2 separate regions of the Homo sapiens genome follow, and region 2 is linked to region 1. Evidence: read pairs that join two places in POLR2A ChIA-PET (ENCODE). Cell type or tissue: A673. All regions are shown on one strand. Each heading gives the region's core, and the rest is flanking DNA. Links, peaks and the distances in the headings are about the cores only. Region 1 overlaps C16orf96 (chromosome 16 open reading frame 96). Region 2 holds the start of LOC124903636 (a long non-coding RNA gene).

Evidence for each region. ChIA-PET counts read pairs that join two places held together with the same protein. Peaks named below come from ENCODE experiments on the same cell type or tissue, not always from the same donor. Only the 100,000 strongest peaks of a DNase experiment are listed, where the experiment ranks them.
Region 2: POLR2A ChIA-PET joins it to region 1 with 6 read pairs; 9 of 35 experiments call an interaction of 5 or more read pairs at or near these places.

The regions. Positions count from the first base shown.
Region 1 is chr16:4,583,807-4,588,191 of GRCh38, reverse strand. C16orf96 (chromosome 16 open reading frame 96) reads right to left here. Exons shown (of 16, transcript NM_001145011.2): 8 at 1,079-1,153; 9 at 1-25. Among named protein-coding and RNA genes, the nearest start is that of UBALD1, 29 kb to the left of the region's middle. RefSeq lists an enhancer at 2,541-3,041. In A673, for the core only: a CTCF peak has its summit at 2,552 (motif pointing right); a DNase peak (open chromatin) is centred at 2,591.
Region 2 is chr16:4,492,484-4,496,868 of GRCh38, reverse strand. All of the region lies in intron 1 of HMOX2 (heme oxygenase 2), which reads right to left. It overlaps LOC124903636 (a long non-coding RNA gene), which reads left to right and starts at 1,179. Exons shown (of 3, transcript XR_007064964.1): 1 at 1,179-1,587. RefSeq lists a silencer at 2,793-2,982. In A673, for the core only: no CTCF peak of the experiment used is centred there; a DNase peak (open chromatin) is centred at 1,638; H3K27ac peaks cover 701 bases.

The DNA.
Region 1 (4,385 bases), core at 95-4,094:
CTGCCAGGGCACTCCTGTCAGCTTTCTAGGGAGACAGGGAGTTCAGGGAGGCATGGCTGCTGGGATGGAGGAAGGCAAAGCTGGGAGACATCACACCCCTTGGGTCTGATGCTTCTAGTTTGGGACTCTGGACTTTTAGCCTTGGCTTAAATGCAACCCTGGGGTCTACGTGGATTCAAACACGATCTCGAGATCAAAGCCAAGGTTTTCCTATAACAGGGAAGTTGATGTATTTTATTATTATGTGTTTTTTTGAGACAGGATCTTGTTCAAGGTTGCCCAGGCTGGATTGCAGTGGCACAATCATAGCTCACTGCAGCCTCCACCTCTTGGGCTCAAGGGATCCTTCCACCTCAGCCTCCTGAGTGGCTGGGACTACAGGCATGTTCCATCATGCCCAGTTCATTTTTTTATTTTTTTGTAGAGATGTGATCTTCCTATGTTTCCCAGGCTGTTCTCAAACTCTTGGCCTCAAGTGATCCTATCTTCTCGGCCTCCCAAAGTGCTGGGATTACAGGTATGAGCCACCCTGTGCACAGCTGATGTGTGATTTTCAAGTAGAGTGTTAATAATCCTCAATTGCTGAAAATGGGAGTTGATGTGCCTCCTGTTTTCCTTTCTTTTCTTTCTTTTTCTTTCTTTCTTTTTTTTTTTTTTTTTTTGAGACAGAGTTTTTGCTCTTGTTGCCCAGGCTGGAGTGCAATGGCATGATCTTGGTTCACTGCAACCTCTGCCTCCCAGGTTCAAGTGATTCTCCTGCCTCAGCCTCTCAAATAGCTGAGATTACAGTTACCTGCCACCACGCCTGGCTACTTTTTGTATTTTGACTAGAGACGGAGTTTCATCATGTAGGCCAGGCAGGCTGGTCTCGAATTCCTGACCTCAGGTGATCCACCCGCCTTGGCCTCCCAAAGTGCTGGGATTACAGGCATGAGCCACTGCGCCCAGCCAACTCCTGGTTTCAATATGAACAAAGGGGGAGGGAAATTCTGGAAGACTCTTTGGTGGGCTTTGCCTGGATGGTGCCGTTTCCCTGGGTAGGGGAGCAGGGAAGGCAGAGGAACCTCTGCTCACTCACCTCTCTCAGCTCCTCCTCCATCGTGCTCTTATTCACCTTGTTCATTTCCAGTCTTTTGATTTGAGCCTGGAGAGTCTAAGAACAGAAGCACAGGCATGTCTGCCATCCTGGAGAGCCTTGAGGATAAAATGTCAACCTCCCACCTCTACCATTACCATATGCTGGGGAGGGATAGCAGGCCGTGTGGACAGCAGGCAGGTGGGCATGGGCGTTACAAGACTCAGGCTCAAGGGCTCCAGGTGCCCAGATGAAAAGGGAAGGAACGTGCGACTTGGGACAAGCTGTCCCCTCAGAGATGGTATCATAGGAACTTTCCTCCACGGGGAGTTAGACCCAAGGAAGGAAAGCACAAACCAATGTGGACGATTTCGCTCCCTGGATGTTTAAGGCATGTTTACTACTTCTGATCTGTCCTGGGGTCCCAGCAGGAACTCCAGTCTACTATGAACTGAGCACTTATCACAGCCACACACACTGTGCTCAAGCGTTAGGGAAAAACCTCACGTCCTATCCCCACAACTCCACAAAGAACCAACTGCCCCCATGAATTCCACCCTCTCTCCAATTACTACATCCCCATTGTAATAGGAGCAGCAGCTGGTCAGCTTGGGAAGAGCCTCCATTTCCCCAGAGGGTCGGGCCATAGTTCCTGCAAAGCTGCAAACAGGCTTCTACTTCTCTCTTCCTGTCGGGTGTCCCGCTCACGCTTACGAACAGAACTCTGGACTTTTAGCTGGAACCCAGCTGCCCAGAATCAAGACTCCATTTCACAGCCTCTCTTATAGCTTAGTGTGGCCACTGGGGTGTCAACAGAAGTGAATGGGTATCTTTAACATGTTTTGTTTTGTTTTGTTTTTTACAGAATCTGCTCTGTCGCCCAGGCTGGAGTGCAGTGGCGCCATTTCGGCTCACTGCAACCTCCGCCTCCCGGGTTCAAGAGATTCTCCCACCTCAGCCTCCCGAGTAGTTGGGGTCACTGACACCCAACACCACGCCTGGCTAAGTTTTGTATTTTTAGTAGATATGGGGTTTCACCATGTTGGTTACGATGGTCTCGAACTCCTGACCTCAAATGATTCGCCTGCCTCAGCCTCCCAAAGTGCTGGGATTACAGGTGTGAGCCACCGCGCCTGGCTCCAATATGTAGTTTTCTATCCTTCCCTCTCTCTATTATCCTGAGTCTCCTGTGTCCATTATCCTGCTCGGTCTGTCTTTTCACACCTATGGCTTAGCTCATTTACAAGTGAGAACATGCAGTCTTTGCTTTCCACTCCTGAGTTGCTTCACTTAGAATAATGACCCCGGCCTCCATCCAAGTTGCTCCAAAGCCAAGGGACACCTTGAACCACCAGAAGCTGGGAGAGGCGAGGAGGCCCCTCTGAGCTTTCAGGTGGAACACAGCCTATGACACCTTGATTTCAGAATTCCCGCCTCCAGAACCCCAAGAGTGATTTGCCGCAGCAACCGCAGGGAACTGATCCAACCAGCAGGTGGCAGAATCAGGATTCAAACCTAGGCACGTCTGTTCCAAAGCCTGGGCTCTGAACCACAGCCACTCCAGGCCCCCTCCCAGCCCAGCAGGCTTGGGCTCGTTTCTTTGCTGAGTCTCTGTTACCTCCTCTTTATTTTAATTTTAATTTTTTTATTTTAATTTTTTGAGGCAGGCTCTTGCTCTGTCACTCAGGCTGGAGTAAAGTGGCTTGATCACAGCTCACTGCAGTCTCAGCCTTCCAGGCTCAAGCAAGCCTCCTGCCTCAGCTTCCAGAGGAGCTGGGACTGCAGGTGACACCACCTACCTGGATTTTTTTTTTTTTTTTTTTTTGTAGAGACAGGGGTCTCACTATGTTGCCTCAGGCTGATCTGGAACTCCTAGGCTCAAAGGATCCTCCCCCATCAGCCTCCCAAAGTGCTGGGATTACAAGAGCCATCAAACCTGGCCTTATTTATGCTTTTTATTTTTATTTTTTGAGACAGGGTCTCAGTCTGTCACCCAGGCTGGAATGCAGTGGTGCGAGCTCAGCTCACTGCAACCTCCACCTCCCAGACTCCAGTGATCCTCCCACCTCTGCTTCCCCAGTAGCTGGGACTATAGGTGCAAGCCACCATGCCAGGCTATATTCATGTTTTATAATCTTATTATTTTGGCTGGGCGCAGTGGCTAATGCCTGTAATCCCAGCACTTTGGGAGGCTGAGGTGGGTGGATCACTTGGGGTCAGGAGTTCGAGACCAGCCTAGCCAACATGGTGAAACCCCATCTCTACTAAAAATACAAAAAAATTGGCTGGGCACGGTGGCTCACGCCTGTAATCCCAGCACTTTGGGAGGCCGAGGCAGGCAAATCACCTGAGGTCAGGAGTTCAAGACCAGCCTGGCCAATGTGGTGAAACCCTGTCTCTACTCAAAATAAAAAATTAGCCGAGTGTGGTGGCAAACGCCTGTTACCCCAGCTACTCGGGAGGCTGAGGAAGGAGAATCACTTGAACCCGGGAGGCAGATGTTGCAGTAAGCCAAGATTGCGCCATTGCACTCCAGCCTGGGCAACAGAGTGAAATTCTGCCTCGAACAAAAACAAAAAACAAACCAAAAAAACCACAAAAATTAACTAGGCATGGTGGCACACGCCTGTAGTCCCAACTGCTCAGGAGGCTGAGGCAGAAGAATTGCTTGAACCCGGGAGGCGGAGGTTACAATGAGCCAAGATTGCGCCACTGCACTCCAGGCTGGGCGACAGAGCGAGACTGTATCTCAAAAAAAAAAATTAGCCAGGCATGGTGGCACACGCCTGTAGTCCCAGCTACTCAGGAGGCCGAGGTGGGAGGATCACTTGAGCCTGGGAGTTCAAGGCTGCACTGAGCCATGATTAGGCCACTACACTCCAGCCTGGGGGACAGAGCAAGACCCAAAACGACACTGGGAAACCTAAGTCTTACATGTAAGTCACATGGTGGAGAGCAAGACAGAGACACAGTCATGAGATCTTGCTCCCATCCTGCATTTGTCACCGTGCTACTGCCTTGTGTCATCTAGAGGATTGCTATCGGACTTAAGACTTACTGTTATTCCTTGAAATGGTTTTCCTAACACTGGTTGTGGAGTAATCCATCCTTCCTGTAGTGGTCATATGCTAAATTCTTGTAAATCTTAGATCTGGTCTTCTTGGCCTATTTTTTTTTTTTTTTTTTTTTTTTGAGATACAGTCTTGCTCTCTCGCCCAGGCTGGAGTGCAGTGGTGCGATCTTGGCTCACTGCAGCCTCCGCCTCCTGAGCTGAAGCAATTCTCCTGCCTCAGCCTCCCAAGTAACTAGG
Region 2 (4,385 bases), core at 91-4,090, 91 kb after region 1:
AAAATAATAATAAAATAATTTTTTTTTAAAAGAAGCCATTCCTGCCTTGGCAGAAGGCCCTCAAGTTCACCCAAGAGAGCACCAGACTATAAGTCTGACAGACCTGGGTATACCAGGCTAAGTCACTTTCAAGCAATGTCTCACTGGCTCTGAAGAAACTAAGATCAAGAGAATTAACATGGGCAAGATCACTCAGAGAGCTAATGGTCAAGTTGAGACTAAACTTGAGTCATTCTGAATGCAAGGTGACTCCTCCTGTGTCCCTGGCTAATCCTCATTGGTTCCTGCATGTGAGATTAGTATAGTGTCACCACAGACTGCTAGCAACAAGGAAACTGAAGTTATGGGCTACAGAGGCACTCGTACCACACTGCATTTATGCATGCAGTAGAGAGGTTAAACTACAGCCTGTAATTTGTTGTTTTAGTATGAAAAGTGAGCAAGAGGCCAGGCATGGTGACTCACACCTATAATCCCAGCTCTTTGGGAGGCCGAGGCGGGCAGATCACTTGAGGTCAGGAGTTCGAGAGCAGCCTGGCCAACATGGTGAGACCCCAACTCTACTAAAAATAGAATTATTAGCCAGGCGTGGTGGCGCACACCTGTAATCCCAGCTACACAGGAGGCTGAGGCAGGAGAATCTCTTGAACCCAGGAGGTGGAGGCTGCAATGAGCTAGACTGATCCACTGCACTCCAGCCTGGGCAACAGAGCGAGACTCCATCTAAAAAAAAAAAAAAAAAGAAAGAAAAGTGAGCAAGATTCTATTATTTCTGAGAAATAAGTGCTCAGGCCCAGTTGAAGATTCCGAAGTTGATGCTGCTTGTCCCTAAAACACTCACCTTGGCTCACTCAAATTACACAACAACCTGAGAAGATTGTTCCCTGGTGAGATCTATTTTTGATGACTAACAGGGCAGGCCAAGGCTGGTTCCAGCAGGGGAGGATGGCATACCCCACCACTCAGTGCCTGAAAAGAGGCAATCAGACCTGCCAGACCTTAGTGGACAATGAAGCCAGGGGCTCCAGAGCATCCCTATACCAAAGGGAGGTCACAATAGGGTCTGCACATCTCTATAGCACCCACTGCCATAGTAACTGAAGAGAAATAGACTAAACTGTGTCAAGCATGTATTGAGTATTTAAAATCTAAGCAGTTCTATCTTTCTGCCTACTGAAATATATTGTGCCTCAGAAATGGTAGTGCAATGGATAGAAAGTATGTTAACATAAACTTCCTGTAAAATTAGTAACTCCATAGGACAAGCCTTTGGTCAATCGAACAAGGTGGCTCCAATTTCTCACTCTGGGCCTGCAAGGTATCTTTACACGTTTCCACAGGCCTATAGAGTAAGGTATTATTCCTAGGCTTCTTCACAATGACTGCCCAGATTCTGGTGGGGACTGAAATTGGGGAAAGGAACAAGCCCAGACCAAGAACCAGTAACTCCACATATGGTTGGCTCATCCTACATAGACTGTGCCTATGGTGGGACAGAACTAGCAGCAGCAGCTATTGGACTTGCTCAAAGAAGGATGGTCGGCTTTCCCAGCACTACCAGCAGGCCCTGCCTACACCCAAAGAGTGGTAAGGGGAATGGAATCTGCTTCCTTCTTATCCTCTGACTCACTATCTTAATGCACAAGGCACCAAGAGTGCCTAAAAAAAGGAGGTCCTCAACTGTTTTCCTCCCTTAGTATATAGGGCCTGATTTGCACATGAATGACAACGTCCCATAGGACTAGTCGGGCAGAGTGTCCAGAAAATATATTGCAGATGATGTGAAATTACTAGCAATTAGCTGTAAATGCAGCCCTCTCTTCTACTCTAAACAACTTCTCAGAATGAGAGCCAACTTACAGGGATAATGTTTAACCCAATCAAACCGAGACTGGTCTTGACCTCCTAGCCTCAACAATCCTCCCACTTTGGCCTCCCAAAGTGCTGTGATTACAGGTATGAACCACCATGCCTGGCCAAACTTTTTTTTTTTAGACAGTCTCACTTTTTCACGCAGGCTGGAGTGCAGTGGTGTGATCATAGCTCACTGCAGCCTGGATTTCCCAGGCTCAAGTGATCCTCCTGCTTCAGCCCCCAAAGCAGCTGGGACTACAGGCACACGCCACCACACCTGGCTAATTTTTGTATTTTTAGTAAAGACAGGGTTTCACCATGTTGTCCAGGCTGGTCTCAAACTCCTGGACTCAAGCGATCTGCCTGCCTCAGCCTCCCAAAATGCTGGGAATACAAGCATGAGCCACTGCACCCCACCCAAACTTATTTTTTTAAAGGCAAAGCATTCATCAACTTCATGGTTAGTAACAAATTGTTTGGAACACATCTCATAACCACACTTAAAGAGCAGAAAATCTAAGTGACACAGTGATTACTTAGCAAAATGTACACTAGCTTTCTAGGAAAGCTTTCTAGACACTCCAGCTCTTCAAAGAAACCTTTCAGGATTGGAGCGAAGAGAAAACAGATCACCATGCATTACCCTGCCCAGTCAATGTGTTAAATTTTCATAGCCTTGTTTTCTTTTTTTTTTTTTTTGTGGCAGAGTCTCACTCTGTCGCCCAGACTGGAGTGCAGTGGTGCTATCTCGGCTCACTGCAAGCTCCACCTCCCGGGTTCATGCCATTCTCCTGCCTCAGCCTCCTGAGTAGCTGAGACTACAGGCGCCCACCACCACGCCCCGCTAATTTTTTGTATTTTTAGTAGATACGGGGTTTCACCGTGTTAGCCAGGATGGTCTCGATCTCCTGACCTCGTGATCCACCCGCCTCGGCCTCCCAAAGTGCTGGGATTACAGGCGTGAGCCACAGTGCCGGCCCGACAGCCATGTTTTCTAGTTTCCTCACCAGTATGTAACTCCCCAGACACAGCCTCCCATCACAACTGTCACTTGGCTGTAACTCACTAACTGTATAAATGGCATATGTGACTATTAATTTAGATAAATATTTAAATATTTGTATTTCTGTATGTATTATATGATAAGAAGACTGAATCCCTCCATCTGAATGAAAGTTTGTAGAAATTGGGTTCAACAAGTGTAATAGCAGGCATATGCACAGAAGTCCTTTCTGCACAGCACAATACTAATGTGTTCAAAAGACACACGAGGAGCTGGGGCAGTGGACTGGATTTTACAATGATCTCTAGAGCCTGAGCCATAGTAGGCACCCAACAAATGTTAATTAAGATGAGCCTAGCCATGAGAGAATCTACTGGCCACACAGAGGCCAAGAGGCAGCACATAGATGTGGTTAAGGCACAGGCTGTAGAAAGGCACAACCAAGAGCAAACCCTGGTTCTGCCCATCCCAGTTGGGTGGACTTGGGCCAGCTACTTAATTTCTTGGAGTTTCTTTCTTCATCTGTAAAGGACAGTGATAACAATTCCACAAGGTGGGTATGAGAATTAAATGAGATAAATGAGTTATAAAACTGTGACATCATATGGTGCTGATTAATAAACTAAAGAATATGTCACTTGCAATTTAAAATTAATGGCTGAGCCCAGTGGCTCATGTCTGTAATCCCAGCACTTTGAGAAGCCAAGGCAGGAGGATTGCTTGAGCCTAGGAGTTTGAGACTGACCTGGGCAACACAGGGAGACCCCATCTCTACAAAAAAAAATTTTTTTGAATTAGCTGGTAGGCAGACGGGGGTGGAGGGAGTGGCATGCAGTTGTGGTCACATCCACTTAGGAGGCTTAGGTGGGAAGATCACTTGAGCCTAGGAGGTAAAGGCGGCAGTGAGCTATGACTGAACTACTGAATTCCAGCTTCCAGCCTGGGCCACAGAGCGAGACTCTGTCTCAAAAAAAGAGGAAAAAGAAGAGAAAAGAAAAAAATATAAACTTAACAAATGTCCCCTAATATTTCCTTTTTCTCCCCACTCCTGGGTTCAAGCAATTCCTGTGCCTCAGCCTTCTGAGTAGCTGGGGCTACAGGCATGTGCCAACACACCCAATTAATTTTTGTATTTTTAGTAGAGCCAGGGTATTCCCATGTTGCCCAGGCTGGTCTCAAACTGCTGACCTCAAGTGATCCGCCCGCCTCGGCCTCCCAAAGTGTTGGAATTACAAGGTGAGCCACTGTGCCCAGCCTTTTTTGTGTTTTTTGTTGTTGTTGTTGTTTTGTTTTTGAGACAGAGTCTCACTCTGTCGCCAGGCTGGAGTGCAGTGGCGTGATCTTGGATCACCGCAATCTCTGCCTCCTGGGTTCAAGGGATTTTCCTGCCTCAGACTCCCGAGTAGTAGGGATTACAGGCACGTGCCACCACATCCAGCTAATTTTTTGTATTTTTAGTAGAGATGGGGTTTCAGCATGTTCGCCAGGATGGTCTCGATCTCTTGACCTCGTGATCTGCCCACCTCGG